2 separate regions of the Mus musculus genome follow, and region 1 is linked to region 2. A link is a loop called in an ENCODE intact Hi-C map of the cell type or tissue named here. Cell type or tissue: left cerebral cortex. All regions are shown on one strand. Each heading gives the region's core, and the rest is flanking DNA. Links, peaks and the distances in the headings are about the cores only.

Evidence for each region. Hi-C counts contacts between places; a loop is a spot of excess contacts. Peaks named below come from ENCODE experiments on the same cell type or tissue, not always from the same donor. Only the 100,000 strongest peaks of a DNase experiment are listed, where the experiment ranks them.
Region 1: a loop joins it to region 2, with 4 times the contacts of the local background. A loop is called at or near these places in 2 of 42 quality-filtered maps.

The regions. Positions count from the first base shown.
Region 1 is chr8:109,967,547-109,983,944 of GRCm38, reverse strand. It overlaps the pseudogene Gm45795. Among named protein-coding and RNA genes, the nearest start is that of Marveld3, 14 kb to the right of the region's middle. In left cerebral cortex, for the core only: no CTCF peak of the experiment used is centred there; no DNase peak of the experiment used is centred there.
Region 2 is chr8:110,470,297-110,486,694 of GRCm38, reverse strand. Hydin (HYDIN, axonemal central pair apparatus protein) reads right to left here. Exons shown (of 87, transcript NM_172916.2): 25 at 1,188-1,325; 26 at 300-372. Among named protein-coding and RNA genes, the nearest start is that of Gm21283, 24 kb to the left of the region's middle. In left cerebral cortex, for the core only: a CTCF peak has its summit at 7,883; DNase peaks (open chromatin) are centred at 7,123 and 7,881.

The sequences.
Region 1 (16,398 bases), core at 3,072-11,071, 500 kb after region 2:
CCAGCCTTAAATGGGATGTCGCTATCAAACCCCTCCTCTCGGGGCTCTGGGAACCCTGCAGAAGAGGAAGCAGGAAGAGTGTAAGAGCCAGAGGAGATGGAAGACATCAGGAAAGGAGGCCATCTAAATCAACAGGACTGGTGCACACAGGAACTCACCGAGACTGGGAGCATGCCCAGGGCCGGCACAGGTCTGCATCAGATGAGGTCCTAAAGCTGAAAGAAGTGGGCACATGCTGCCATCCCTAACCCAGAAGTTATCACCTCTTGATAAACACTGGCAAATAAAATTTTTGTTTTCTCCAAGGGAGTCTCCATGGAGAAGCAAACTACTCTTAGGGGTGGGTAGCATGCTCAGCCAACGGGAAACCAACTCAACATTGGAGGTGCCTTGTTTCATAGTGTCATGCCAGGGCTATGATTTTTGTATTTTATTATTTTATTTGTGTTTTTCTCTCCTTTTACCCTACAGGTCCTTTGCATCTATATTATGGCTTCCAGTTTAGTGTTTTTGTGGGATTCCTAAGTGCGTGATCTAGTGGTCTCTGTATTTGTGTCTGTCTCTTGTGCGTTTTCTTGTGTTCCTTCCTTCTGTTAATTTTGTCCTATTCCAGTGTATCAAACTTGTTTTCTTGTGTTATGTTATATTTCATTATTGTCCCTTAGAAGCCTGTTTGTTTCCTAATGAGAAAAAGAAAGGGAGTGGATCTGGATAGGAGGAGAGGTAGGGAAAACCTGGGAGGGGCAGAGGGAAGAGAAACCACAATCAGGATATCATATTCGGGGAAACAAGCTGTATGGGAATATAAATAAAGTGGGGGGAAAGAACTAATAAGATGAAACAATATAAGGGTAAAATTAAAAATAAAAGAAAGTGTGTTTTGCCAAAGAGGGGACACAAAACTATTGGGGTGCTGAACAGATAAAGAAGCCATCTTGGATGGCCAGCCCATCAGAGCCCGTTGCTGGCTTTGGACCAAGATGTCTATGACCTCATGCGAACCCCCAAGTGTGCCCCATGTAATCATTCCCAGTCGCTGCTCAGAAGCATAAGAGGCCACAGACAAGTCCTGCTAGAACACAGTCACAAGTGAGAGTCTCTTTCATAAACTGTCAGTAGGTTGCCTGCGTCATCTGTTTCCTGCTGAGCACCCACAAATAACAGCCCAGAGCGGTAAGAGCCCGCCTCTCGCTTCTCGCTGCAACTGTGAGCATCCCAGCCCTGTGGCTTAGTGGGTACCGGGGTCTGCCATCCAGACAAGGCAGGGGCTGATCTGTATGAAATCGTGGAGCACACACTTGGCCAAGAAACATGGAATGTTCCAGAGTTTCGCTGCTGACCTTCCCCAGTGAAACCTCGGGGTCACTCGTTCCCTACCCTGCCTGGTAACAAACGCCAGAGATTATGCAAGTTCACAACCTTTATCCAGACTCACTGTGGAACCTACGGAGGGGAGAGGACCATCAATGGGGGCCAAACCACAGTGAATTACCCAAGTCTAGGACATCAGGTTCCCTGCCACAGGACTACAAGCAAAACAAAGTCAGAGAGAGGGTTCTGGGGTCTCATTACTCAAAGGATATTGGTTTTACCAGAGGAAAGTGGGTTCCTAGTGCCTACACATCATCTCCATGTACCTTCCAGCAAGGGGGCCGGCGGGTGAGACTATATCTAACTGCCAACTGTGTCCAGCATCAAAACTAAGAGGCTATTAACACATTTGTTGTCTTGGTCTATTATTGTTTTGTTTTGATTTTTGTTCAAATGAAAAGATGCTGGTCAGTCAGTATGAGATGAATGTCAGTTATGAGGATTTTTTTTTTTTTTTTTTTTTTAGACAAGGTTGTGGCTGACCTGTCTTGGAACTCACTATGTAGACAAATGACTTTAAATTTCTGATCCTCCTGCCTCCACCACCTGGGTGCCACCAGACCCAGTTTTATGAAGTACTGAGAATCAAACTCAGGGTCTAATATATGCTTAGGTAAGCATTCTACCAACCAAGTCACATCATCCCCAGCCCTGAGAATTTTTTTTTTAACTGAAGCAAGGTCTTGCAATGAGCCTAGGCTAGCCTTGAACCTGCAACCTTCTGCCTCGGCCTCCTGAATACTAGGATTACAAATGTTTTAACATCTAGAAAAATGGATATTTTAAAATCAGTAAAAAATATAGTACACATTTTACATATTGTAATTATTATTTATTTACCCCTGATAGAATATTAATTCCACGAGAGCAGAACATTTATTTATCACTGTTTCATGATATAGCCTTGCTGTCCAGCATACAGCAGATGTTCAAAAATATGTCTGAATGAATAAGTGGCTGATGATGAGGTATAGTAAATCTTTATTGGACACCTATGAGGAGCACTTTTCAAAGAGCTTGTATTAACTCCTTAAATGGTGTTGAATACTTTATGAGAATGAGAAGCTAAGCTTCTGTGTTCTTGGCACTTGGCAATTCTAAGTCGGTATTGCTTTGATCCCCACCATGTGGTAGGTATTACAATAATCACATTTGAAAAATGCAGAAACCCAGGCATAGGAGGGTTAAATAACTTGCCCAGATGCCACACAGCTACTAAGGAACAGAACCAAACCCCAGGCCAAAGTGTTCTCCTCTGACAGCTGTAGTTAAACTCTGGGCTATTCTGCCTCATTTGCAGAAAACCAGGAGGCCCTATGTTTGATTAACTGTTACTTAAATCAATTAAGCAACCAGGATCATTAACTTTTATAACCAGAGATCCTCTGGGCCCCATATGATTGGGCTACTCGGTGGTCTGCCTGTTGAATAGGAGGCAACTACAACCAGGAAAATGTTAATCTCAACTACACGAAAACTTCACCTCATCCTGGTCATGCGTGATGGCATCGCCAAGAAAGAGAAAGCCATAAATGGGCTGGGAATGTTGACTGAATAGCAGAAGAACTTTCCTAGCAGACTTGAGGCAGAGAGAGACACAGAGAGAGACAGACAGAGACAGAGACAGAAAGAAAATATAAATATATGCAGGCAGAATGGAACCTTCATATATTATTGGTGGGAATGTAAATTAATATACCCACATGGAAATTAGTATAGATTCTAAAAATAGAATCACCTTGCGATCTGGCATGTCCTGGGAGGAGCCGAAGTCAGCATACCGCCGAGATTTCTGCACATCTGTGTTGCTGTATTCATAATAGGCAGACTGTGCAATTAGCCTAAATCTCCATTCACAGAGAAATGGATAAAGAAGATGTGACACATATACACAGTGGAGTTCTATTCAACGCTAAAGGATGGAATGACAGCATTCGCAGGAAAATGGACAGAGCATTTTAAGTAAGAGAAGGCAGACTGAGGAAGACCAGAATCTCATGTTTTCACTCAGAGGCAGAATCTAGATTTAGAGAAAAGAAAAGGGCATGAAGGCAGAAGAGTAGCTATTTCAGAAGTGGAAGGAGAAAAATGGGACCAGGATGTAATGGAGAAAGAATATCATCAAAGCACATTACAGAGGGCTGGGGATGTAGGTCAGTGGTGGAGCATTTGCTTAGTATACACAGGCTCTGAGTTCAATAGCCAGTACTGTAAAAATGATTTCATGTTGAAAATATGGAAATTTCATAATGGAAACCTATTATTCTCTAAAATTAATATGTATTTTTTAAAGAAAGCAAATCTCAGCTCTGGGGAAACTGAGGCAAAAATAAATACAAGTTTAGGAAGAGCCTAGGGCTGCATAGCAAGACTGTATTCAACACACACACACACAAGTTAGAAGATAAGTGAATAAATAAAGTAAGCCAGGTACAGTGGTACACTCATTTAATCTCAGCACTCAGGAGGTAACATAGCCAGATGATCCTTGTGAGTTTGAGGCCGACCTGCTCAAAGAAAGAAAGTTCCAAGCCAGCCAAGGCTACATAGACATACTCTATCTCAAGTTGGCCCCATTGCGTTGACACCCATCGGGTGTCTTCCTGGACACCACTCTGCTGACTCCTGGGAATGGATGGACATGGCCGTGCTCCACATGGAGAGGCGAGAGGCTTATAGATCAGTGTTCACCTGGTACAGAGATCTATAAGAAGTTCAGGAAGAGCTGCAAAGCAGAGGGGGCTTCATCTAACTCTGAGCTGACACCTGAACGAGGAATCTCCATTTGCCAAGTGGTCTAGCACTAGAAATGGCTGAGCCTGCTGCCCAGTAGACCTCGTGCCCTCCAGACCCAGTGCTGGCTCCATCGACTCCCCTTAGATTTCCAGAAGAGTTTTCAGTCCCTTAGAACAAAAGACCGGCTCTCCCTCCCTCTGCCAGAGCAAACATTGGGAAACATCTGGTTCAGTGACTTCATTCTTGCACTTGATTGCGTGTCTCACAGCAACGGATCCACTCTCCTCACCTGCCCTACCTCGCCCACTGCAAATGAGCATCAGGTGACTGAGGCAAGACCTAACCCTGGGGAATAGGAAGGGAAAGAGGGGACTCTCCTGGACACAGTTCCCTGTCCAGAGTACACACAGATGATGACAGAATGCTGCCTGATGTCAGAGCAGTCATCAGAAACTCCAAGCAATGGGTATACCAGTTCTCCTGGGGGGTGCCCCATCTCCTTTCTTTGAGAAAGCACTACATAAAGTAATGGTTAGAGGAACATATGTGCATGTGCAAATCAGTGCTTCCTCAAATTTTAGTGACCCATCCTCCAAAATGACCTATGGATTTTTTTGTTTTGTTTTGTTTTGTGTGTTTTTGTTTTTGTTTTTGTTTTTGTTTTGTTTTGTTTTTTGAGACAGGGTTTCTCTGTATAGTCCTGGCTGTCCTGGAACTCACTCTGTAGACCAGGTGGGCATCGAAATCAGAAATCCACCTGCCTCTGCCTCCCAAGTGCTGGGATTAAAGGCGTGCCCGACTTATTTTTTTTTTTAAAGTAACTGTTTTTGCTGCTCTGTTGATTCAACTGCCACTCACATGTCGGTGAGTCCCAACATGAAAATTATTAACTGTGATGCTTAGGGGGTCTTGTAAATATTTGATCATCGTCCCTAACTTGTGGTTTCACCAAAGTGCATACCAAGAAAGCGGAAGTCTGTTTCATTTCGTGTGTGTGCGTTTCTGAGGGCAAGGGTCATATTTATTTAACTTGTTTTATATGATGTTAAAGAGTTCGTGTACAATGGCGTGTTTAAAAAATAAGTCTATTGATTCAGGAGGTAAATGTTTATCTCCTAGAAAGGGTTAAAATGCAAGCACATCACCCATCATTTTTTTTTTTAAATCAGAAGACAAATATACAATAATGTTGCAATGTTGACTTGCAAGTGTCAAATAAGCCAACCAAAATAGACAACTTGATTAAATGTGGTATTTTGAACAAGCTCACCTATTCTACCTGGTTGGCAATGAATGGGATATAGTCCTAGAGAAAGGATTAGAATCTGATGTAGAAAAAACAAAAACAAAAAACAAAAAAACAAAACAAACAAAAAATATCTGATATAGAAGTGTCTGAAGGAATTTCTAGCATAGGACCGGGAGAGATACTTCAGTATGAAAAACACTTGACTCACATGCACAAGGACCTGAGTTTAACCCCACAGCACAGATTTTAAAAGACAAAAAGGGAAAACAAAAAATACTGGGCATGGTGGTGTGGGAGTCTGGGATGGTGATGCCAGCACTGGGGACGGAGAGACAAGCAGAGGTCTGGATTCACTGGCCAGTCAGCCAGCCTCCTTGTCTGCCCCCAGGGGAAGACAGACTCTATCAACATCAACAACAGTATTTATGGCCCGTGTAATGACATCTGAAGTTGTCCACTCACAGTCGCATGTACTTGCACATGTGTGAACAAGCACACACATGGAGAGAAGTTTCCAGCATGGCTGTGGTCTATCAGCCTCCAGTTGCCCTTTGTCATGGTTTTGCCTCATCTTTGAGACACCTGCTTGCAACTTGGCATAACTGAGAAGTAAACATTAATTGTATTAGGTCAATTTAATTTTTAAAAATATATATTTTTTCTTTCACCTCCTGTGCAAAACTTGAGGGAGTTGAGGTATTAACTGACAAAGGAGAAAATAGAAATGACACTTGACATTAACAACCCCAATTTAAAATGTTTTAAATATATTAAATCACACAATTTTTACAACTACCGTATAAGGTCAGTTTCACCGCTGTGCACAATTTCAGTGAAGAACTTTTCATCAGAGGAAAATTAGGTCCAAAATAATTAAATATCCTCAAGTGCCAAAATCACACACGTACACACACACACACACACAAACCTAAATGACATACAAAAAAAGGGGGGGAGGGGAATAAGCAGCCAAAATCTCGGACGAGACCTGAGCTCTTTCTCCAGTCTCTTCTAATCTTCTAGCTCTTGAAAATCCTTTTTTCATTACTGATGGCTCAAGAGGAACTTAAGGGAACATTGCAGAAGAGGCAGGAAAACCATAAGAGCCAGGGGTAGAGAAGAACCATGGTAAAATATGTTTCCAGGACATGACAGAGCTGTGGCACTCATGAGCTCACAGAAGCTCTGGTTGTCTAAACAACGCCTACACAAGATCCAACAATATCAATATGGATGGATGAAGGTCAAGAGTCCCCACCCCAAGCTAAGAGCAATTGACCACTGATGCTACTGGAGAACAAAGAATCAGTTTCCTTCAGAGCTATGGCCTGTCCAATGTTGCCCATGAGCCCTTGGATGGCCCTTTATCCATGCATGAAGAGGCAACACTAACTGGACTCAGTAGGTTATAAATAAAAAAATAAACAAGACAATATGACATATGATCTTGGAGGAGTGGGAGTTGGGGAGATCAAAATGCATTGTATACATGAAATTCTCAAAAGTAGATAAATAAATCTTAAAGATGTAAAGCTACTTTGTAACGTATCCATATGTTTAAGCCTATTAGCATTAGCTAATGTAACAGTCTCTAGTGTCAGTGAATTGATAGGACTAATGCTTACTTCTAAGTCACATAGAGTCAAGAGTAAGTCTTCATGACAGTGCTGCCCTGGGACACTTTCTTCCAAGCAGTGATTGTCCCAGGCCCCTCTTGTGTGATGTGTATTTGTTACTTTGGAGTAGCTCTGACTAAGGTACCTGAGAGAACTTAAAGGGGGAAGAGTTTATTTTGCTCATGGTTTTGGAGGATTCAGTCCATGGTCGATTAGCCTCATGCCAAATGTTTTGTAAATAAGAATGTTGTGGCAAAGGTTCCTTTACCTCATGATGGGAGAAATAGGGAAGAGGTAATTGGAAACTCTTACCTATCTCCTCCAATATCCTGAAGTTTCCAGAACCTCTCAAAGTATCACCATTACCTGGAGATCCAGTATCCAATACTTGACCATGTGTGAGCCGTGTCATATTCAACGCATAACAGTGTGGTTCATCTGTTTTTCAGTATCAAATGAAAAACGTTTGTCATCTCAATGACATCCTGGTCTTGGGGAAATAGAGAAGATAGAGACTAAAGATAGAGAAGATGAAACCATTTGTTTTTATAAGACAAGGTCTCATTATGTTTCCCAGGCTGGCTTTGAACTTCTGTGTTACCAGGTGGGTGAGACTACCAGTGAACATCACTGCACTCAACTAGCAATTTCCTTCTGAAGTGTCTACACTGATAGTTCTTGTAAGGCAAAATTGCTAGCAGAAGTATCTTAATCATTAGGTATGTTAGTACCTGTCAGTAATTACTGAGGCAGAAGTATCATGAGTTTAAAACCAGACTGGGCTATGTAGTTAAATCCTTCCAAAACAAATCAGACAGACAGACAGACAGAGACAGACAGACAGATAGACAGACAGGAACAGACAGAGAGAGACAGAGACAGACTATCTATAAAGTCTTTACTTTCATCTTTAAAGGCTAGTTTTACTAGGTATAAAATTCATTCTCCTTTCTTTTCTTTACTGTTCCCAATATGGTGCCCCAGATTTTTGGGGGGTATCACTGTTTCAAATGAGAAATCTGTTATTGATCTTATTGTTGTTCTTTTAACTTGATATGACATTTTCCTTTAGAACATTCAAGATTTTTCTCATTATTTTTGGCCTTCAATTGCTTGACCGAGTTGTGTCTAAGTGTCTTACTCAACAATTGATTGTAATGTTGCCCATCAGATTTGAGATTGCTTTGAGCCTCTTTTGTCAAAAGTTTCCTACCTCTTTCTCGGTCTCTTTTTCTATGACTCTTCTGGATATACCAAAATTTCATATTCAGCCAGGGACAAGCTTCTGCACGGGGCTTGTGAGACCCCTGGCTATACATGGGCTCATCAAAACTCACTATGAATCTCTGTCTCATTTCCTGTCTTGCCCGTCAAATTCTGGCTAACTTGTTGATCTGTTTCCCACTCTAGCCCTTAGGACAACAAACATGTTTGTTACTAAGGTCACTACTATTTTTTTTCTCACATCCCTGTTCTCTGTTAACTACATACCCCACCAGCAGGGAAACCAATGGTTTTCTAGTTTACTCTCTCGGATGAAATTATTAACCAAGGATGAAGAGATGAGAATAGTATGACTTCTCACTCCTGAGATATTAGTAGTTTTCTTTCCTAGGAGTACCACAACAAAGCCCCCCAAACTTGACAGCTTAAACAACAGAAACACATTGTTTCTTAGCCCAGGGGAGATGTCCAAAGCCAAGGTGTCAACCTTGTTTCCTTCTGGAGAAAGAGGAAGGACCTGTTCTGTGCCTCTCTAGACCCAGCTCCTGCCCCTACCATCTTTGATGTTCTTTGGTGTGGACCAGCATCACCCTGACCTCTGTCTTCATCTTATCATGGAGTTCTCTCCATGTCCTCTTTTTTTTTTTTTTTTTTTTAAGGGAAATCAGTCCTAAGGAAGTAGATTAGGTTAGTGACCACATGCACTTCAGTAGCATCTCATCTCAACTAGTTATAATGTTTCCAAATATAGTCACGTTCCCAGGTACAGGAAACTGAGGCTCCAGTGTAGGAATTTGAGAAGATACCATTCAGCTTACACTAGGGAGCAAACAGCAGTATTGTTTTGATGAAATGGAAAGAAACCAAAGAGAATTCCTCAAGTTCCAGGATCTCTTGACCTTGAGCAACCTAGCTCTGTTTCCCTATCCGCAAAATAGGGGAATGTCTGAGAATCCATTCTTAAAATACCACTTCTGAGACAAAGTCTTAAGGCGCAAGCTTTAAAGTCTTGGCTTTGAAAAATACCTTTGGATTCCTGTCTTTAAAAAAAAAAAAAAAAATCTCAGGATGACAAGATGGCTCAGCAGGTAAAGGCAACTGGCTACCAAGTCTGACTGACAGCCTGAGCCCAGTCCTTGAGAGAAGCACTTGGTGGAAAGAAAGAACTGACCACTAAGAGTTGTCCTCTGACCTCCACAGTTGTGCCATGGTATACATATGCACACATACACAGAGATGATAGATAGATAGATAGATAGATAGATAGATAGATAGATAGATAGATAGATAGACAGATAGATGGATGGATGGATGGATGGATGGACGGACGGACGGACAGACAGACAGACAGACAAACTTCTTTATAAAATCTTAGGAAAGTCCTCCTCTACAGGCAGTGTAACCATCCAGACGAGGAAGTTCATGACAAACCGTCTGCTTCAGAGGACAGAGATGGTCACTGATGTCCTTCATCCTGGGAAGGCAACAGCACCAAAGACGGAAATTCGGGAAAAGCTGGCCAATATGTACAAAACTTCACCAGATGTCATCTTTGTATTTAGATTCAGAACCCACTTCGGTGGTGGCAAGACAACAACTGGCTTTGGCATGATCTGTGATTCTTTAGATTATACAAAGAAGAATGAGCCTACACACAGACTTACAAGACACAGCGCCTCTATGAGAAGAAGAAAAAAAGACCTCCCCAAAACAGCGAAAGGGACACAAGATCAGAATGAAGAAGGTCAGGGGGGACTGCAAAGGCCAACGTTGGTCCTGGGAAAAAGCCAAAGGAGTAGATCTGTGGTGACTTGATCTGCTGTGATGTGCAGATTTCTGAGAGGACAAATAAACTAAAAAGTTTCTCTCTCTCTCTCTCTCTCTCTCTCACACACACACACACACACACACACACACACACACACACACACATCCTTCAAGGAAGGACCTTGCTGGCTTGATGTCTTTTTTTTGTTGTTGTTGTTGATTTTTTGTTTTTCGAGACAGGGTTTCTCTGTGTAGCCCTGGCTGTCCTGGAACTCACTCTCTAGACCAGGCTGGCCTCAAACTCAGAAATCTGCCTGCCTCTGCCTCCCAAATGCTGGGATTAAAGGCATGCGCCACCACTGCCCGGCATTGATGTCATTTTAATGTGTTCCCAAATGGCCCACATCCTAGAAAATTGGTCTCCTGTGTGGTGGTGCTGATGGGGTGAAGCCTTTAAGAGGTGGGACCTGGTATGAGGTCACCACACTCAAAGATTTCATGAGGTTGTCACAGGAGCACATGAGGCTGTCTCACTGGCTTTGGCCCTTCCGTGGGTGCTTCTCCACCATGTAATCATGTTGCTGGGTAGGGAAGGGTTTACCAGGGCTGGCTCCGTACTCGTTGGACTTTTGAGCCACCAGAATTTTGAGCCAAATACTGAGTTTTTGTTTTCATTTTTGTTCTTTTTATTGCCTGGTTTAAGGCTTTGGTGCAACCAGCTAAGGCAGACCTTCGCTAGGACTGATGTCTAAAGAGTCTCTGCCCAGAAGAAGCAGGGTGGCCAGCTCTGATTTGCCAGGTGGTCTGTCCTCACACCTGTGTCATGGTGACCCTACCTTGGGCATGGGAGTTTCGAAACCCACTGCATTTGTGTGTGTTTGCTCGGTGCTGCAGTTAGCTTCTCTGAGAGCTGGAGGAACTGCCAAGCATAGATTTACTTTTAAAAATTAATTTGGTTTTGCAAAGTTCACCACATTCTAAGATAACACTCTCCGAGGCTGAGGTAAGAGGGAGCAGATGGCCTCTGGGCCCTGGAAGAGCTGGAGGTACAAGCACCTAAAAAGCACCCCCAGGGCTCCTTTTAGGAAATTATAAACCATTATTTTTTATTTTTGCACCTTACATCAGCTGAAAGTCCTTCGTAATACCAGATATATAGATTAGAAGTCAGTTACTCTGGGGAAAAAATGTTATTTTGAATAAGGACTGGTAGATTGATGAATGGGTATTTTTTTTATTAAACTAATAAAATTTATTTTAAAATATGCAACTCAGTTATTGACAATTTTTTTATGTATGTGAGTACACTGTAACTGTACAGATGGTTGTGAGCCTTCATGTGGTTGTTGGGGATTGAACTTTTAGGACCTGTGCTTGCTCTGGTCAACCCCACTTGCTCCTGTTGGCCTTGCTCGCTCAGGCCCAAAGATTTGTTTGTTTGTTTGTTTGTTTGTTTATTATAACTAAGTACATTGTAGCTGTCTTCAGACTCACCAGAAGAGGGTGTCAGCTCTCATTATGGGTGGTTGTGAGCCACCCTGTGGTTGCTGGGATTTGAACTCAAGACCTTCGGTAGAGCAGTCAGTGCTCTTAACCACTGAGCCATCTTGCAGCCCCCAGTATTGACATTTTTTTAAGTCATCAAAATAGCTTATAATAGTTAAATGCCTCTTAAATACACATGATATCTTCTGAAGCTAAAAGTAATATGCACTCAACCAGTTTTTTTTTAACTTTTTTTTTCAAAGATTTATTTATTATATGTAAGTACACTGTAGCTGTCTTCAGACACACAAGAAGAGGGCATCAAGCCGGGCGTGGTGGCACACGCCTTTAATCGCAGCACTAGGGAGGCAGAGGCAGGCGGATTTCTGAGTTCAAGGCCATCCTGGTCTAAAAAGTGAGTTCCAGGACAGCCAGGGCTATACAGAGAAACCCTGTCTCAAAAAAACAAAAAACAAACAAACAAACAACCCCCAAAAAGAAGAGGGCATCAGATCCCATTACAGATGGTTGTGAGCCACAATGTGGTTGCTGGGATTTGAACTCTGGAAGAGCAGTCAGTGCTCTTAACAGCTGAGCCATCTCTCCAGCCCCCTCACCCAGTTTTTAAAATCTATTTGAAACATTACACATGATAGAAGTAGAAAAAAATCTCTTATGAAGTCCTCTATGAAAGGAAATTGTGACAAGTTCCTGATTAGACAGAAACTGTTCCATCTCCAAGGGAGAATACGCAGCATAAGTGTGGCGATGAATGGCGATTTAATGGGTGATTTTAATTTCTTCTCTAGTTTTTGTGGGAAAACTCTGCTAGTTAAGGTTGAAGTCCACCATGACCGGACAGCCTCTGAGCTCGGTGCAAAATGGAGACTCCCTGGTTAGCAGATTTTCTCTGACCTTGTCTGGGGGATGCTAAGCCCCCACACTCACCTGAGGGATGTCAGGTCGTCTTAGAGGATCAGTTCCCTTTTCCTGACAAAACCTGTTGAGCCAGGACCTGAGACTCCTGACTTGCTTCCCATGCTAATGAGGTGTGCCAGGTACCCTAAGCCCCCAGCCGGTGACCTTTTCCCATCCTGGGTGTCCCTGCCCTCAGTGCCCCAAAACCTTATAAGCCTTCAATCACCCTATGTAAAGTTGATCTGCCTACTGACGAGTTGTCCCGGTGTGGTCTTCACTGTACATACACACAGGGGTTCCAACCCCACCCCACCCCCTCACCATTTCTGTTCCCTTTGCCCTCGTGGACTAAGGTCCACCGGAGCGAGGAGACCCACAGTTAGTTCCATTATCAGAAGTTTCTATGGTAAGATTGTTGTTAATCTAAAACAATGATAAAATATTGATTTGTGTGTTTGTAGCTTAGTGTGTATGCTTTGTGTGTGTGTATTCGTGCATGTGTGTGCGTGTGCCTGTGCGTGTGCATGTGTGTGTGTGTGTGTCTGTGTTTGTGTGTGTGTGTGTGTGTGTGTGTGTGTGTGTGTGTACATGAATGCCAAGCCAGAGGCCGATGCCGTCTCTCTCTACCTTGTTTTGAGATGGAGCCTCTTACTGAAACTAGAGCTCACCAATCTTGCTGGCTATAAGGTCCTAGGGATACTTTTATCTCTCCGCCCCAGTACTAGTTCTACAGCCTACGACAACACACCGGGCTTCTTTATGTGGATTCTGGGGATTCAAATTTGGGTCCTCCTGCTTGCAAGGCAAGTATCTTACCTACCGAACCTTTATCTGCCGCGCCAAATCACAGGCCTTGATTTCTCTTATCCTCGATCTTTACTATCCTAATTAGCACAGATAGTTCTTGGCCACCTTTTACTTATCTTTCCTAACCGCATCTGCAACTAACTGAATTCTGGGTATCTTGTCTATCACTATGGCGCGGAGGAGGAAAGGAAATGGAGAAGGATCTTTACCTTACTTAGACCTGCACGACATCTAGTGGTAGAAAAATAGAATTGCAAGTTTTCCCTTTAATGTCCCTAGCCTGTTTGTTATAAGCAATTGAGCACTTGTTACCCACTAAGCCCTGTGAATGGTGTAGCTCGCCGAGTATTTGACCCAGGGTCAGGTTGTTCTTCAGCGTTTCATACTGTCGGTTATTCACCCTCTCTGTTCTCAATAGCTCTCATTGCCAGAGTTTGGGTTAGGGCTTGCTGTCCCTCCAGAATATTCTAGAATTTTCCCCTGTAACAACTTTAAAGCACTTCCCTCCTTAAAAGTCCCCTCTGGAAGGGGCCTGGCATAGCTCAGCGGCAGAGTGCTTGCATAGCAAACACAATGCCCTCATTCAATTCCAGTTCAAGAAAAAAAAAAAGTCCCCTCTGGGGCCAGCGAGAGGGCTCAGTGTATACATGTACTTGCTGCAAAAACCCGATGACCTGAGTTCAATCCCCAGGACCCACTGTGAAAGGAGAGAACTGACACGCAAAAGTTGTTCTCTGACCTATACCTGTGCATAGAGGTTCCACCCACACAACATGCATACTAATAGTAATAATAATTAACAAATGTTTTAAAAGTTTAAAGCTGTGTCTGGTGGCTCTACGAAGCCTCTAGACTCAAGCCCGACGTGCAAGCCCACGTGCAAACATTTATCCATACATGACATGCTCGCACCACTACACTAGAAGATCATTAACACCATAAATTCGAGTCAGGAAAAAAAAAAACTAACAACATTCATAGATTGAGCAAAAGCACCAACGAGTCTCCTCTGTACCATAGTAGAGGTTGTGGCACTGTTTGGAGACAATGGGCTACCGTAGTAAGTGGTATGGCGAATGCCTGGCCAGGGAAGGCTTCTTGGGGCCCGTCCCCGCCCATCTTTTCAACCTCTGTTCCCCTCACTTTCTGTCTCGCTCCCAGCACTGCTCTCCAAATGGAAGCATTTGGACTCGAAGGTCTCCTCTAACGTTCTTCCCCGCCTTGGCTTCCTCGATCCCAAAGCTTTCCATCTTCCCAAACCTTTTCCTAACCATCATCCTATTCGGGGAGCTGCTTTGCGTTACTTCTGCCTCCACACCCCACGTCCATCTTTTTCATCTCAGCCTTTCCTAGCTGCCTTCTGCTGAGTCTGCAAGCTCTGAGGGCACAGGGCTGTCTTAATTCGTGTCGGAATTTTGTGCGGTGTGAGCGGTAAACACAGGAGCAACGCAGGAAAGGGGCGGGTAATTCGACGTCACGTGTGACAGCCTGCTCTTTGGGCTTACCTCAGTTTCTCTTCCTGCTCCTGTGGCAAAAGCAGTTTAAAGGAGTAAGGAATTGCTTTATTTGTCTGGTCTTTATGAAGTTGGTGCCATCGCCGCTTCGCAGTTGAGGACACTTGGTTGCCCGGAGCTTGGGTGACTTCCCAAGCTCATCCAGGGACGAAATGAAAGTCGGGAAATTGAGTGCGCTAACCTGAACTTCTGGTGTTTTAGTCTAAATTACAACAGGTGAATCTAGGTGAGGGCACGCAGTTGTGTTCTGGCACAGACAGCCGGAGCCTGAGCTGCCCTCTGCTGGTTGGCTCTGCCGTCCTAGGACTGTCTATCCCTTCTAAGGCCCCTGCCTGGAAAGAGGGGCCCCCAGAAGCCCTTTCTGACCCCACAGCTTGAAGATGGGAGCATTCAGCAAGCAAAGGGTGCTCTAAGGGACAAAGAGCCAGCAGATCATGGGAGAATATTCAAGGACCAGAGAGAGTGACTTGTGACTCAGTGAAACTGCTCAAAGAGTCAAATCAGGAAAATAAACTCTTTGCCTAGGAATGCCATAGATTGCACTAAAATAAAAATACCTGTTTTTAAAAGTATTTAAGTATTTGGATCCTCCCTGGCACTGAGTCCTCCTTTAGGGTGGAAACGTGCAAGGTTTATTGATTGCTATACTTCATAAGTGCACCAGAAGGTTCATGTGTTAGGGATTTGTTCCCGATGTGATGGTAGCATCTAAGAGATGCAGGTCAGGGAAAGTAATAAGGCTCTAGCCCACTGATTAGATTGGTGCAGGACTCGTGGGAATGGATTGGTTCCCACAGGAGCAGGCTGCTTTAAAAAGAGCGGCCTGTCTTCCCTCTCCCTTCCCCTCATTTCATGCTTCCCCTAGTGGACACCAGCCCTACACTCTAAAACCTTCAGAACTGTGACCTAAATGAATCTATCTTCCTCATGAAGCTCCAAGCGTTGGGTGTTTTGTTATCACAACACAAAATAGACCGTGACTCATATTCCTCACGCTAGTTCTTGTGGAACCATTTCAAAGTGCGGGTGTCAGGGCTGGGGAGATGGCTTAGTGGGTAAAGTACTCAACATGAAAGTGTGGGGTCCTGAGTTTGAATCTCCAACTCTCTTGTAAAACCCACATAGCGTCTATGGTCCCAGCACGGAGGAGGTAGAGACAGAGGAATTCCCGGGATTCATGTGTTGACTGCAGAGGCAGGTGGATCTCTGTGAGTTTGAGACCAGCCTGGTCTACATAGTGAGTTCCAGGACATCCAGGGCTATGTAAAGAGACTTTGTCTCAAAAAAGAGAAGGAAGAAGAGGAGGAGGAGGAAGAGGGAGAGGAGGAGGAGGAGGAGGAGGAGGAGGAGGAGGAGGAGGAGGAGGAGAAGAAGAAGAAGAAGAAGAAGAAGAAGAAGAAGAAGAAGAAGAAGAAGAAGAAGAAGAAGAAGAAGAAGAAGAATCAGATGGAGAGTGTTAGAGGGAGACACCCCGACATTAACCTCTGCCTTCCACATATGTCCACACATCAACACAAGTGTGTACACACACACAAATGAAAAGACCTTTAAAAAAAAAAGCAGATATCTAGGCCTTAATCACTTGAAGCAATCCCACTAAAATCAGGGACTAGACAAGGCTGCCCATTTTCTCCCTACCTATTCAATATAGTACTTGAAGTCCTAGCCAGAGCAATTAGACAACAAAAGGAGATCAAAGGAATACAAATTG
Region 2 (16,398 bases), core at 3,698-11,697:
GCATAAACTGCGTTATTCCCGAGGAAGCTACTGCTCCATTAGCCAGCGGCCTTTAGGCTGGGAGTGGGAAGAACACGTGACCACCCAGGCCTGGAGATGACCAGTTTTTCACCTTTTGGAAATCTGTGTCCTGAGGCATCCTGGCCTCTCCCTGAGGTGCTCACTCTGGGGAGAAGCGACCTGGACACAGCTCCCCGGCCTCTCACGCCAGCTCCCTCCCAGTGCTGGGCTTGGCGCTCAGCTCCTGGCTCCTCTCTGCTTTCCCTTGCTAACCCGGCCCAGGAGCAAAGGAATCATACTTCTGAGACCATGGTGGATGTCGCGGGCTTTTTGATTTCTTCGGGTCCAGCTTCGTCATCCATAAGGATCGTCCTGGGGAGTTTAAGGACACGTGAGCGTCACTGGGGCTGCAGCTGTCGCCACCAGTCCAGTCAGCCGCAGCTGTGCCCAACCCCCACTTGTCTCTTCCTCTCTGCCACATCCCACAGTAAGTGGAGTATTGCTCAAGCGACACTTTCTCTAAGAGGTTAGCTGGTGGTGCTCGGCTGTCCTCTGCCTTCACATGTACAGAGTGGGCCACGGCACTGCACAGTCTCCCAGTGGCCACCCTTTCCTGGAGCACCAAGCTTGTGTCTAGCTTACAATGCATGCTGGGAAGCACGGGCAGTTCTCCAGACCATTCTCCGGTGAGTCCTCGATGCTCAATGTTCACCGTTATAATGTTTGACCTTGTTTTTGAGACTTGGTATCACTGTGTAGCCTAGGCTGGCCTCAAACTCCTCCTGCCTCAGGCTCCTGAGTACTCCATGTGCTACCATACCTAGCTGAATTTCCTAATTACTCAGAGCATCATATTGTGAGGATGCGGCATTTGATGGACGGATGTTATTTTCTGCTTTCTACCTTGAGTCCCATCCTGCAGAGCTTCGCTCTGTGAGGGAGTGAAGGGAAGGAAGGAAGGACTCCGTGCCCTGGGATTAAGAGCTCTGGCCCTGCTCTGAGAGCAGAGATGGTTCTCAGCTCTCTAACTCAGGGCCCATGGTGGGCTGAACACCTAGAATCCTCTCATGCAACTGTTGGCTAGTGTATGGCTGAACGGACAGGGAGGGATGGAGGCTGAGGGTGTTAAGCTCGGTGAGAGGAAAGAACGCAGCTAAGGACAGGCCCACGGGGTTTTGCCTCCTTACTTGATGGAATCACTGAAGTCCATCTCCGTATACTCTACAGTGTGTGGGGCTGCCAGAGAGCTGGCGGTGACCGAGGTGGCCGCGATGGACTCCATCTGGGACAAGAAGGCGCTGTAGGGCTTCATACATGGTGCAAACCTACCAAGACAAAGAGGCGCTGTAAATTAGAGATCGTTGGCTCCTGGGCTCGATCCTCAGATTTTTCAGGGGTCACCCAGCTCAGCCTGGATCCAGAGTCTCCCCCTCTGAGCATACACAGACTCCTGGGACTCCCCCTCTCCCATTTTCCTTCTCATTCCCGGTTGACGGTGAGCTCCCCCAGGACTCGATTCTGACAGAGCACCAGATACAGAGCACTGCCCGGACTGCACGGCCAACCATGCATGGGAGCAAATGAGGGTCTGCTCCCAGAGATGCCAGAAGGCAGAGCTGGGGTTGGGTGTGTGTGTGTGTGTGTGTGTGTGTGTGTGTGTGTGTGTGTGATATGTGAAGCTCGCCCTGCTGGGATCATGAAAAAGAAGAAAAGAACAAGATCTGTCTCTTATAACGCTGAGTCCTCTGCATCTTGCTCAACACGGCTCAATGCTGGCCCCATTGGCAAGCTTTGCTGTCACTCAAGTTCTGACTAAACAGGCTCAGAGGAAGACATGTGGCTGCACAGGCTGGCACCCCAGTGCTCAGGTTTCACTCATTATATTAAGAAAAGGGGCTGGCGAGATGGCTCAGTGGTTAAGAGCGCCGACTGCTCTTTCGAAGGTCCCAAGTTCAAATCCCAGCAACCACATGGTGGCTCACAACCATCTGTAACGAAATCTGATGCCCTCTTCTGGAGTATCTGAGGACAGCTACAGTGTACTTACATATGATGAATAAATAAATCTTTTTAAAAAAAAAAAAAAAAAAAGAAAAGCCTTTGGTTGCCACCAAGGTCAGGGCTCACCCTTATCTTTTCTTTCTGGGCACATGTGACTTGGCTCTGGACTCCTTCGCTTCTTCCCCTATATCTCCCTGTAAGTTTCAGCCCAGGTCACTTATTTAATTATTCCCAGACCCATTTGAAGTCAGCAGAAGTTCTTGGCAGGGTCCTCTCTTCCCTCTGGAGTGGGAAAGTCTCCCTGGCTTATCACAGCTTCTCATTCACGGTTCAGGATGGTGCTCACTTCCCATGAGGCTGGGAGTACTGTTTCCCGAATCTCAGGCACCCTGTTACCACCTTCTGATTTCTGCCTCCCCAGCATTACCCAATAAAACGATTTTATTGGGGTTCGGTTTGCTTGCCTATTTGATGAAATTTAACAGATACCCAAGTATCTGCTGCCATGTTTGTAGACAGATGGTTCCTTTCATTCCCTTAGAAGTTATGTCTCATCCTTGTGGGTTTGTGCTTCATGGCATAGTGGGTAAGTTCCACCCACAGCTTCATAGAAATGGAACCCGGCATCGGTACTGACTGGTTCTGACTTCTCTGGTTCAACATGAACATTTTAATGTTAGTCTTGTTACATGGGACACTGAGTAGTTTTTCACAGTATGGATACTGATCTAGCATCTTGATGATGGACACCCAAGTTGTTTCCAGCTTTTGGATTCTGCTCGTAAAGCTGCTATGAGCTTTGGTGTATAAGTCTCTATGTGGACACATGTTTGTTCTCTGCTTTGATTAGGATCTGGGTGCTCCCTGAAAAGGCTCCTGTGTTAGGGCTTAATCTGCAGCTTGGTGCCAGTCACAGGTGATGGAGGTCTTGGGAGGCAAGGCCTTGAGGTCCCTGGGGAGTTAGCATTAAAGGACATAGCATGACACTGCTTTCTCCTTCTGCTCTTTGTTCTCCGGCTCACAATGAGGTGAATGGTTTCACTGCTTTCTATTCCTGTATTGCTTTGTCACAGACCCAAAGGAAACAAGACACAACCAATGTATGAACGGGAAGCCAGTACGGCTGTGAGCTGAAATAAACCTTTGGCTTCTTGATTGGCTCAGGAGTTCATTATAGTAGTGGAAAACGGAGTCACTCATTCTTTTTGGACAAATTCCTTTGTAGGCAACTGCTGGATTATATGACCTCTGCATGTTCAGCCTTAGGGGCCACTCTGAACAGCCACACTTGGCATTCAGATTAATTTAAGCCATTTACAGCTTATGTGGTGGCAGCTCCTATAGTATCATTAGTAGGCTTATTTTAAGGGAATGTATTTATAGGATTACTACAAATGGAATCCTGGTCTTAATTCATTTCAAAACTCAACAGGGGAAAATAAATCAATGTTATTTATCTGCCCGATAAAGGCTCTGAGTGGAGTGTTGCCTGCTGTTTTATGAAGGAGGATCAGTTGGCTTCCCCTGGAGGAAACCCGAGGTTGGCATCATCTGTAACTGGGCTCACTACGGAACCATGGGCTCTGGGAGGGTCAGGGTCTTTTCAGCCCTGCAGCACAGAGGCTACTAAACAGAGTCAGTGGATGTTTGATTAGCTGGCTAGCTGGCAGGGTAGGCAGTTAAATGAGAGCAGGTGAGGAGAAGGAGTAGGCTGTACTCAAACCCCCACCAAGGACGGCCTTATCTTTCTTGAGCTTCCACTGGGCTTGTTCTAGATCAGATTAGTTGACTCTGATTTCTTGGCAGACCCTCTCTGTTGGAGGGCATGGGAGGAGATACAAGAAGATCTCCAGAGAGAAACTTAATATAATAAAGACTCTTGGCTCCATCCTTGGGCAGATTCAGGTCTTGGGTAGGGAGGGCCCAGGACTTGGTTTTAAGTCAGTCCCAGATGCTTCAAGTGATGAGCAGCCACCATGGGTGGGAAGTCACTGTGGTAGCTCAGGACAGAGCTGATAATTAATGTGGGGTTAACACAGTAGCCTTACCAGCTAGGGACAGTGAAAAACAGCGTTAGACAATTCTGAGCACTTATTAAATCACCCCAGGTCAGCACAGATGCCTGGGAGACCCTCTGCTGGGCCATTGTGCATATAATAGCAATCTCTCTTCCAACATTGGCACCCCCCTCCCCCGCCCCCTGGGATGTCTTCCAGATTAAAAACAGAGCATGTGGGGAATGTCTGTCAAGGAAGAACACAATGCTGCCTGTGTCTGCACACCCAGGGAAAAACAACACCTCAGCTGGGAAGCAGGAGGTCTCTGGAAACAAACAAGGGAGTTCAATGCAATGAGGCCTTAAGCAGAATAGAGGCTTTAACTTGTTAAAACCCGATGCCCCTACCCCCATTCAAACCCAACCTTGGTTCTGCTCCCCACCCCCCATCCCCACCCCGCAAAGATTCATTTTCCCTTCAGGTATAGATCAGATTCATTTCCTCTTACACATAGATTATTACTTTCCTGTCCTCCTGGCTCTCACGGGATTGGATCCCGTTATTTTTAAAAGAGAGTAGGCAGCAATCAAGGAAAATCAATAGTGCTCCAATTCTAGAAGGTTCGCTGGAGACGCCAGGGAAGGACACTTCTTGGGCTGCGACAGCATCTTCTGAATGTCCAACACAGGCTGATGAACAGCACTGGGCAGGCTCAAGAGTCCCTCTCTTTGTGTTTCATTGTAAACACCGGGGTTAAGGATCAATACGAACCTTACGCTGTGAAAACTACAACAGCAACAACAAAGTCCACCTCTCTCATTTCCTGTGCTCCTCCTCTGCCCCCCACCGCAAGCTCTAACACAACAAAACAAAAGCCCCAAGAACAAGCTTGTACTTTAGAGGTGTGTTGGAGTTCTCAGGGTGTCTGTAGACTGGAAGGTGTGAAGGTCACACACACTCAGGTCTGGGCAGTAAGGTCCAGGTGGTGGGGACAGTTAGCTTTGCAGTGGACACAGTTGACTGCCAGTTTGCTTATTCAGTACATTTGGGTTCCAGAAATGTCCCTTATTGAGGGTCAGAACAGCCTCTGGCTTTGTGCAAGGGGCCTGCAGATGGGCTTTATCTGGCTAGACAAAGACAATCAGCACGTGTTGTTTCCCAAATGAATGCTTAGGTGCTGATGGCCCTTGTCGCGATCACCCTGCTAGGAGGATGCGCTCAATCGCAGATACTGTGGGTTCTGGGAGCACCTTTCTCTGAAGCATTGCTCTGCTCTGACAGAAACTGCCCCTCACACCAAGAATTTCTCAGGAGGTTATGAGCCTTTCTGTAGGAAGGACTCACAGGCAGGCAGAAGACTGGTTGATGGGTGTGAGGCTCAAAGAGCCCAGCTTCCTTCACAGTGAGAGGGACAAACTCTGGAGCCTGGTCCATTCTCCAGGGTTCCCTCGTGGGATGGGACTGAGGTCAGAGTTAATTTTGCAACCACAGCTCTCGGTTCCCCTTCATTCTCTCTGGCTTCCCTCTTCTCTTCTCCTGGGGCTCTTTCCTCAATGCAGCAACTGTCCCGGCCTCGTCCTGGAGGGAGCCCACAGTACTTCTGTACAGTTCCAGAGAGGAGAGATGCTGGCTTCCAGCAACCCCAAGGCCAGCGGACAGAGACAGAGACAGAGACAGAGACATAGGAGTGGCTATAACTGAGCATGCAGTGCTCTGACAAAGCTCTTCATGGCCAGACTTCCTACTCTTGTCTACCCAGGAAGCCTTGAGTCTCCCATTCCCCACACTCCCCATCTCTTCAGTTCTCAGTGAAATTCTCCAAGTACCAAGAAGGATCTTTCTCATGGCCAGTCTATGGAACATCCCTCTGCCTAAGGCAACTCTACGTCTTTACCCAGTCCACACTGATGTGACTTCCAAGCCTTAGCTTCACTGTTTTCATTGGGGGCATAGTCCCTGACCCCGCGGCCATGCTATGGGGTCATATTCATGGACTGTTGTGATCCACTCAGCAGCCTGGCCTGGCTCCACCACCACTGTCCCTGGCTAGTGATGCCATATCAAGTTTCAAGACGACACTCACTCAACATTTATTGAAGAAGGAATTCTATCCAAAAGTCCCACGAGGCTGGAGATGGCTCGGCAGTTAGAGGGCTTGCTATGCAAACGTGAGGACCGGAATTCAGATCCCCAGAACCCATATGAATGCTGGCTGGGGTTGGGGGATGCTTGACTGTGAGTAATTTCAGTGCTTAGAAGGCAGAAGTGGGATTCCTTAGAGCAAAGCTGGCTAGTTAGGCTGGCGGAACCAGTGAGCTGTGGGTTTATGTAGAGGACCTGCTTCAAAAAGTAAGGAAGATAGGGACAGAGGAAGCTGCCTGCAGATGTCCTCTGCCCCCCCCCCCCCCATGCCTATGACCACACATAGACAACACACACATGCACACAGAATCTTGTTTTGTCTAAGCACTGCATTGGATGGCATAGAAACGACCACAGTCATCTCTCCCATTCCTGTAAGCACAGATTGCAGAAGATGTTGCCTCCCCCAACCCCACCATCAAGTAGAGCCTATTTCCTTCAGACCCAAAATCTGGTCTTGGCCAATGATACTGCGTTAGAAAATGTGATGCAAACAGCTCGTATATCATCTAGTGCCACGCTTAATATATATTTATTGTATCTTAGGGTTAAAAAAGGCGATTTCTCTTCTTTCTCTTGTTTCTAATTATCTCGCTTTGAACCGCTCTCCCTCTTTCCCCTCCTCTCTCTTTTGTTCCCCCCTTCTCTCCATCCCTCCCTTTTCTGAATCCCTGTGTCACAAGCTGTTCTTCCTTCCTCTTTCTAAAGGGAGCAGATGGAAACCATTGCTTTTAACCATACTTCTAGATGGGACATTCTCCTGTGTCCTAAACTCAAAGTCCCTGCCGTGCTCCCACATTTACTGCCTGGATGTATGCGGTCTGCCTACCTTGGAAAGCAAGTGATAGAAGCAGACTAGGCTGCTGGAACTTTCCCTGCTAGCGTTTACTCCAGCTGTGCCACACGAGGAGGAGGGGAAGCCAATGGGAAAGCAGCCTGCCTCAGCCCTCTGACGTCATCGTGTTTCCAGTGCCTCCGATTGGCCGTGTGTGCCAAGGGGAAGGCGGTGAGAGCTGAGGAGCTGAAGCTCAAACCTCTCAAGTCTTAGAGATGGAGCCGGTTAGGAGGAGTTCTCACAAGTGACTGCCCTTTGGGGCCACGCGTGGGATCTTAAAAGACCTAGGCCCTAGATACAACAGGAGAGATTGGGTTTACTTGGCATCGGGCTGTTCGGAAGCCCCTGCCATGGTTCCAGTGTGCATTCAAGGCTGAGAGGCCATGACCCCATCACCGTGGGGGAGAAAGTCACAAAGAAGGTATGTGTGCCAGTGGGAGCCTGCATTCAGTATCCACAGCCAATGCTGTACACCAGCATCCTGCCAGGTACTTACTTAATAAACACTGCCCAATTTGATCTCCGCACCAGGATGCCACAAGCCCTATCGCTTTTAAAATGACAAAATGGAAGCGAACAATTTGCTGAGCTGTGCTAAACTGACCCCAAAGCTCACAGCTTTGCTGGCAACCCTCCTGAGCCACTGGTGGCAAGTCACCGAACAGGCCTTCCTCTGTCTAAAGACACCACGATCCCCCACACAAGGAACTTGTATTGACTCATCTTGAGCCTTCTCTTGTAGTCTAAGGAAAAGAAGACCTCACTGGCCTGGCCCTTGAGGAGACACCTTGGGAGCTTAGCTCTGAGGGGAGTAGGGGAAGACAGTTAACAGAATCTACCTTGAAGCTCTCTAGAGAGATTTCAGTGAGAATTGGCCATTTCCGTGAAGCTCCAGAAGGTGTCCCCACTGCTACACACTCTCGGAAGGGCCGCTGAACAGGTAGCCTGAAATCTCCTAAATGTGTTCAGCTTCAAAGCACTTGAAAAAATACTTTCAAAACAGGAAGGCTTTAAAAGTCAGTTTCTTTGAGTTGTCTGGCCTCCCGTAGTGGTAGCTTACTTTGGGAGACTTCTAATTAATGTGAATATGTAGATGCACGAACTCCTTATGAATTCTACCACTAAAGGAGCCAAGCAAGCGTAATCCGGCCTGAGATCAGATCTGCTCCGATTCGTTCCACTGGCGTCTTTAGAAGCTGGCTGAGCTCACATTGAGTCTCCCTGAGGCTGATGTCCGCGGCTGATATTAAAGACACTCAGAAAATTCTTTAAAAAGGGTGAACCTGTAACAAGGTGACCAGGAGTCTTTTATAATAACATGAAAGCAGGGACAAAAAAAAAGTTTTATAACCCTCAAAACTGAAATGAAAAACAAAAAAAAACCAAAACAAGAAAACTACCTTTACTGGTTCATCTGTGGGGAAATAGAGCTGGCACTTCAGGAAACAGGAGTATACTGAGTTACAAATAGACCCGGACGGCAGAGACGCACAGCATCAGGATGGCTTTCAGTTTTCATGTTCTATACAGAGAGGGCTAAAGGCCTCCCTGATCCAGGGACCTCCCTCTGCTTTTGAAACCTTGGGTCTTGCAGGTGGGTCACAAAGGCTGCAGGTTTGTTTCTAGAAGCTCAGATTTGAGTGATGTTTGCAGTTCTCTCAGGCTCTGAGGTGAATCTGACCCCCTGTTTGGACCCCTCCCAGCAGAGGAGAGGAGATTCTTGGTAGATGGGTCTACCCGAAGTCTGGGCCTTCCCAGAGGCAGCAAAGCTAGACTGATGCGTTTTCTTTTACAGTGGACCCCAATTTACTAATAACTGCATTTTTGTAACAGGAGTGATTGGCATATATGCTAACACATGATTGCATATAGCGTGTGATTCCTCCAGGAAGGAGAGAGTGGGGCAACTGAGGGTGGTGGTGAGGGGTGGTAGGGTGGGGTTGGTGAGGGATGGACAGACAGACAGATGACAATGATCACAGAATGACAGGGCTTTGCCTGGCTAAATTTCATGATTCCAAGCACCTAAGGTTGGCTTGGGGAGTTGATAGGACAGACACATTTATTCCATTTCCTTCTACTGTCTGTGACAGAATCAGTGGCTGACCAAAGAGGAACAAGAGAAGGAAAGGCTAAGACGTGGCGCTGTCATGTTGAGAGCAAAGGGCAGAGAATGCAAGGCTATGAGGAGCCAGAGGAAGTTACTGATGGAGAGGAACAGATGGGAAGGCTGGTTCGGCAGAGCGGCAGATGCTGTTTTCTGGATATTAGAAAACATTTTGCATATTTTCCATACACTGGGAGGGAAAGAGATGAACTAATGAGAGGCTAGGGAGATGTTCAGGTGGTAAAGTTCTTGCCTTGCAAACAGGAGGGCCGGGGTTCAGATGCCCAGCCCCTAATGTAAAAAGCCGGGTGTGCTGGCACAAGTCTGTAATCCCAGGACTAAGCAAGTGCAGACAGACAGATGCCTGAAGCTCACAGGCCAGCCAGCCATGCTGAACTGATAGGATCAGGGAGACAGCCTGCCTCCAAAAATGAGGTGAAAAATGATTGGGGACATCTGACATTGATCTCTGCCCTCTACGTGTATAGTATGTACATGTACATAGGCATGCCCAGATGCGACATATGTGCCCATGTCCCCATGCAGAAACTGAGGATCAACAGGAACCTGGATGGTCCCCAGTGGGATTCGATGCAGGATGAAGGTGTGGCGGGCCAGAAGGAAGATCAACCCAGGAAGCATGGTGGAGGAGAACTGTACTAACCAAGTGGGTCTTCGGAGGGAGAAGCAGACTGGAGAAAGAGGTGACCCAGAGGCAGACAGGCTACAGAGCAGGGTGGGGCCTTGGGAACTCTCCCATCAGCTTGACCAGTTGCTCTTCAGTGTGGCTGAAACTCCCAACAGACAGAATCTACTCTAAAGTGACCATAATGTAGACTTCCTCCAGCCGAGTCTGAGCCTGCCTCATCTACCTCCCAATGGTGTGCTGTTGGGGGCCCTGCCTTAGTTTATCCAACATGGCGGCTGTGCAAAAGCATCTTCCTTCTGTTTCAGTTTCCAAAGTTCTTGATCACCAATGATGTGGAATAGCTTTTGATTCTCCGTGGGTCACTCGTATTTCAGCTTCAGTGAACTTCCTGGCTGCCATGTTCTCTCATTTCTAAATTTAATTCTGCCTTTTCCTTCAAAGCTATTCTTTATTATGGATACTAATCATTTGAAGATAATATGCGTGCCAAAAGTTTCCCTCAGCTTGTGACCCCGTCTTTGCACTCCTTCTGTGTCTCTTTGATAAATAAACACTCTCAAGTCTAATGCTGAATTCATGAATAGCTTCATAAAGTCTTAAATCTTGAGAAATTCTCCATTATTTAGAGATCACCCATTCAATTTCTTACTTTTTTGCCACTCATACATCATTCAAATTTAAAAATATTTGCACCTTCTCATTTGCATTGTTGACCCCTATGAAATTTGAAATTATTTTCTTTATAGTGGAAATTTAGGAACGCAGTTTGGGCTTTCAGTTCTGTTTAGAACACATCACTCTGAGGACTATTATTGAACAGAGCCCTTCTATTCTTCTGGGTTCAACAATTTCAATTTTGTCATGGCTTTATGAATTTGCCATTCTGTTTCTTGGCTCTCTATTCCATTTGCCTCTCTGTACACAAAGACACTCACTACTATTATGCTCTTAGGTTCAAAGGGGCTTGGCTAGTCTCAAACTTTAGCAATTTCATGTAAATTTTAAGATCAACTTGTCAGCCTTCTGATTGAAACTGCATTGTGGATATAGGTAATTTTGGGAAAAATAATGCTTATTACTAAGTTGAATCTTTAAAGTCAATGAAAAAGTCATGCTCATCTTTATCTTTAGTGATTTTTTTATATAAAGATTATGTGAGAGGCAGGTTTATTGGAAAGTTGTGCAAGGGTGAGTTCACTGGACCCAAGGATTATGGTCAGGGAAGTTGCCATGGGGAGAGAAAAAGTGGGGGTGGGGTGGGGAAGAAAGGGCACATGTGCTGAGAGAAGAGAGAGCATCTTAGTGATTTTTAAAAAAATGTTAAATTTGTATGTGTGTGTCTTTGTAGCCTCTCTCTCCCTCCTTCCCACTTTCCCTCCCCACCCCCACCCCAACCCCCATATGTGTCTATCTGTGCACATCCACAATCTATGGTATATGGCTGTGGAGGTCAGAAGACAACTTATGAGACTCGATTGATTCTCTCCTTCTACTATGTGGGGTTCTGGGGATCGAACTCAGGTCATTGTGCTCAGTGGCAAGGGCCTTTATCTGCGGAGCCCTCTTGCTGGCCCTGATACACCATTTTCTTAATTAAGAATTCTTTAATGCGTAATTTCCTTCCAGACACTATGCCTAGGCACATTTTCCCTCTCCTTAAGGACAGCAGTGGACTGACTGCTTTTTGTGGAAGGTTGATGGGACGCCCGGGGCGGTTTTGTTGGTAAAGCTTGTTTCTGCTGAGTAGTTTCTGGCTGCTTACACTTCTCTTAATTAAAGCCCTCCTGTAGCTTGTGACATTTTGAAACTAAATCAAACTTTCCAGTATGGTTCACAGCCCTCTGCCCTATAGAGCTCTCTAGCTAAACAGCTGTCCTTTGCTGATGCTAGGCTTTGAGGTCTACAGTCTAATTTAATCAATTGTTTCCTCCTTTGCTTCATGGTTTTTTAAAATAGATACTGTCATAGGTCAGACTTGTCTCCCCGAAATTCTTATGTTGAACTCCTAATTTGTAGTAACTCAGAAAACGACAGTATTTAGAGAGAGCATCTTGTCAGAGGTCATTAAGTCAAAGCAAAGCTCTAACCCTACATGGCTTGAGTATTTCCAGGGAGGGGAAAGTAGCCTAGGTGCCTGCAGAGGGAAGGTGTCCTGAAGATACAGGAAAGCTGGTGGTCTGCCAGCCAAGAGAGTCAGAAAGTATATCCTTCCCTCAGGGTCCTCAGAGGGAACCGACCAGGCAAACATCCTTGGTCCTTGTATGAAGCAGGACTGTGGTCAGTTGAGGGTATGACTGTCGTCACTAAGTGTATCCTATAGGACAGATACATTTAGAGGCTATAGAGCCCCGCCCAGAGATTGCAGAGCAGCAAGCATCAGCTCTTCTCTCTGGAGACAACCGATCAATCACTGACCCCATGCCAGACTCTGAGCATCCTCACAGGGTTTCTACACCAACTGGTATTTGCAATGTGCGGAGTGAAGAACAAAGTAATTCCAGACTATGGAACACACTGTAGCTGTGGGTTTTTATGATCCATATCTATATAGGCAAAGACTGCTCTCTCTCTTTCTCTCTCTCTCCCCCCCTCTTTCCCTCCTTCCTTTCCCATCCCCTCCCTGCCTTTCACCTCCTTCTAAATCCCCTCCCATCCCAATGCTGTTATTTTGGTGACTCGTCTGCATTGCTTGGGCTTTACTGTTAAAACCATGGCAATAATACTTCATAAATAAGCTTCATGTGAACAAGTCTGATGGGAAAAGGGGATGCTATCATCTTTACATGGGCTTAGGGTCCCATGCGCAGTTTCCATGTTTGTCTTTACATGGACCAGGATGAATCAGTCTTCGCATTCCCACAGTACATGTTACAATGTCTGGGCAGAGTTTCCACAGAAGGCCTATTCAAATGAAGGGTGGAAATGCTGTAATTAAATATATAGAACAAAGAACTGTGATGTGTTAGCAGGAGACGATGTCTAAGGCCAGGACTGTATGGTTAGTGGCATCCATTGTGGTGGCCTCAGTGTTGGGGGGGTGGGGTGGGTGACACACGTACCAACTCCCCAGGGTGGTTGTATGCCATGTGAGAGTGTTGCCCAGCACATGGGAAGTAGTTCTATTTATTGCTTTTGGTCAGTATTCTGGAACCGTCTTCTCTTTGTTCCTAATATCACCACATTGAGGCTTTGACTTCATTCAGCTGTCTAAAGGAAATATTTTTTGACTCAAGACATTTTCTTTGTGCTCTGGAAAGCTGTTAAAAGAGCTTTTTCTCATAATAGAGATGTGAATTTATTCCTGCTGGACTGGTGGTCTTGCCCTGTGGCCTCAGAAGCAGGCATGCTGTATTTCATGGGAAAGAGAAAAACTACAGAGCCAGCAGATGTGACAGTGCCTTAGCAGTGCCCAAGGCTCCATGGTGACAGAGCTGTTTCGGGGGTGGGTAGCATCCTCAGTGTCAGAAGAGTCCTCCAGCTTGTGATGAATCCAGAACACTAGTAAGGTGGTCTTGCACCTCGGCAAGGAAGGGTCTTCTACCCTTCCAAGTAGGTGGCATCTAATTTTAGAACCAGACGTCCATGTGACATAGGACTGGTAAGGAGGAAACACAGTGGGTCTTGTCAGTCATTGCGTAGGAAGTCTTTGTTCTCTTCTGCCTGGCATCCATCCTCCCCTTCTCTAGTCAGGTGCCTTCCATGTCTTTCCACCCAGTTTGCAATTTGCTAAGGCAGCAATAGCCTAAGAACATATTAGGGGAAGATTCTATCCCCCCATACTCATTGAACTCATCTTTGGACATTTCAAAATCCATTAACCTGCTCTAGAAACCAGCCAGAGTTAGGCAGAAGGGACTGGAGGGGCATAAATACCACCCTCAAACGTTGCCCAAGACAAGCTGGCTGCTTTTCTGTTTGCCCTTTGGGAAACCATTCATCCCTCCTGAGAGGTTATCTTCCTAGAGCCCCAGAGCTGACTGTTTATTATTGTGTTCGACCCAAACTATTCTCTGGGAGGTAAGAGAAGAGTAGACAAGCTTGCAGACGTATAAAGGGTCCTGAGAAGCGACACACTGGTAGGAAAAGAGAAATATTAATGGAAGGAACAGAAGTTTAAGTCAGCAAGAGGTCCCTGAAGCCCTCCAACTCTGTGGGGCCTCTGTGTGTCCCAGAATGGCCTCAGATTGATTTCAGGGGGAAAATATCTCAGAGCTACTTCTGGGGTGCTACTTCTCAAATGTGACTTGGTATTAACATGACAAAGTGCCCTTCTTGTTGTCTTCTATGAAGACATGGCTGCTAATGGCCAGCTTTTGCTGAATGTGGATGATGGGGGAAGACATTGTTCTGAAAGCATGCTGGGTACTAACTGACTCAATATTCATCCAGTCTTTGAATGGAAGGACCTTCATTATTCTCATTTAACTCATAAAAGCTGATGTTTAGGGACAATCAGCCAGTGGCCAAGGTTGTATAGACCAGGTGGGGCTGGAGGTGTAGCTCACTGGTCCAGCATGTCTTTTCCATACATGAGGTTTGGGGTCAGCACAAGCATCACCACTCCATCCCGAACAACACATCACATTGATGCAGGGGCCAAGTACCAGTCAGACTCACAGTTGGCTTTTAACTAGCACACTGAATTGCTTTGGAGTTGCTGAAGTCTAGGCATTGCCCCTGAGGGATTCGATAAAGCTCAAGTTGAGCCCTTGGACAGAACAAGGAACTGCTTTTAATCATGGACCTGGCTCATTTAACTACAAAAGAATGTTGGGGAGGTCAAGGGAGCCTCACACTGACTATGGCCTATATATATATATTTTTGGCTAAGATCTGATGTAATGGATGATCTTCCTTGATTTTTAGAATCACCCAGGAGACATACTTCCGAGTGTGCCAAGGAAAGTGTTTCTATTTCATGGAGGAGGAGGGAAGACTCACCCTAGATGTGAGTTTCATCACCTGAGTAAGTAGGAAAAATGGAGGGCAGCAAGATGACTCAGCATATAAAGGTGCTTGCCTCTCAGCCTGATAACTTGAGTCTGGTTCCTGGGACCTCATGGTAGGATGAGGGAACTCCAGAAAGTTGTCCTTGGATTTCCACATGTGTTCCCCATGGCATGTGCATGCCCAGGCATGTGTGAGTTTATGCACACACATATATGTGTACATACAATACATTAATGTAAATTTTTTTTAAAAGAAAAGGTAAAAACGGAGAAGGTGAGCTTGGCAGCACTCATCTCTTCCTCCTCTCTGATTTCAGATGCAATCTGACTAATCACTTTGGCCTTCTGCTCACTATACCTTTCCTGCCATGATGGGCTGTGTCCCTTCAAACTGTGAGCTCAGATGAACTCTTCCTCAGTCAAGTTGTTTCTGGGAGGTGTCATGTAACAGCATGTGCAAAAAAGTAATTAGTGTAGAAACTGGTGCCAGGAGTAGGGTTGCTAATGTAAAACATTTGTCTGTGAGGTCAAGGAATGTGTTAGATAGTTGGAAGAAAGTCCTGAAGGGCCATGTTTGAAGTGGTAAAAATGAAGTGTCATGTAGATCCCAGGATGGTAGAGAAGGCAGCACTATGGGATATCTGCCAAGGAAATGGAAGTTATGGAGGAGAGCTGGCCCAAGAAAGAGATGGCATATACTGTAGTCAGCAGAACTAGAGGGATTGCCCAGGCACCCTGGAGCTCAGATGACATCATCATGAGCCCCAGATGTTAGACACAGAGCTGCAGGACTTGTTGTTTGCAGTGTTGGGTTTCAGTCTTACTTTGGGCTAATCTTTCCTTGGGATTTTCCCATTCTTCCCCTTGTGAATGGGAATGTTTATTAAATGCTATTGCATATTGGAAGTATGTAGTTTTTAATTTTTATTTTATAGTATGGGCTCACAGTTAAGAGTTTGACTTAAATCTCAGGAGAGATTTTGGACTTTGAACTTTAGGACAGTGTTGGGAGTGTTAAATGCCATGGACTGACTACATGAATTTTGCATTAAGAGACAAATAAGAGACTTTGGTGGCCAGGGATGGGATGTTATGATTCAAAGTAGTGTGTTTGGGTATCACACTGAAAAGGGGTGTGGTGTTTAATCTTGTGATGGCTAATTTTCATTGTAAAATTCACTGGCTTTAGAATCATCTATGACATACATCTCTGGGTATGTTTGAGAAGATAGTTCCAGAGAAGTTTGACCAAAGAGGGAAGACCCACAGTGTGGGTGGCATAGTCCTATGGGCTAGGGTTATGTGATAATGTGATGGTCCTATGGGCTAGGGTTATGTGATAATGTGATGGTCCTATGGGCTAGGGTTCTAGACTGACCAATAGGGGGAAATTGAAAAACATACTTAGCAGCAGCAATCAACTCTCTTTGATTCTTCTTCTTTCTTCTTTCTTTTCCTTCTCTTCTCTTCTCTTCTCTTCTCTTCTCTTCTCTTCTCTTCTCTTCTCTTCTCTTCTCTTCTCTTTTCTCCTTCTCCTTTTCCCCTTCTCCTTCTCCTCCTCCTCCTCCTCCTCCTTCTTATTCTTCTTCTTCTTTCCCCTTCCCCTTCTTCTTTCCCCTTCTCTTTTTCCCTTTTCCCCCTTTCCCCCCTTTGCCCTTCTTTCCCCTTCCCCTTCTTTCCCCTTCCCCTTTCCCCTTGCTCTTCCCCTTCTTCCCCTT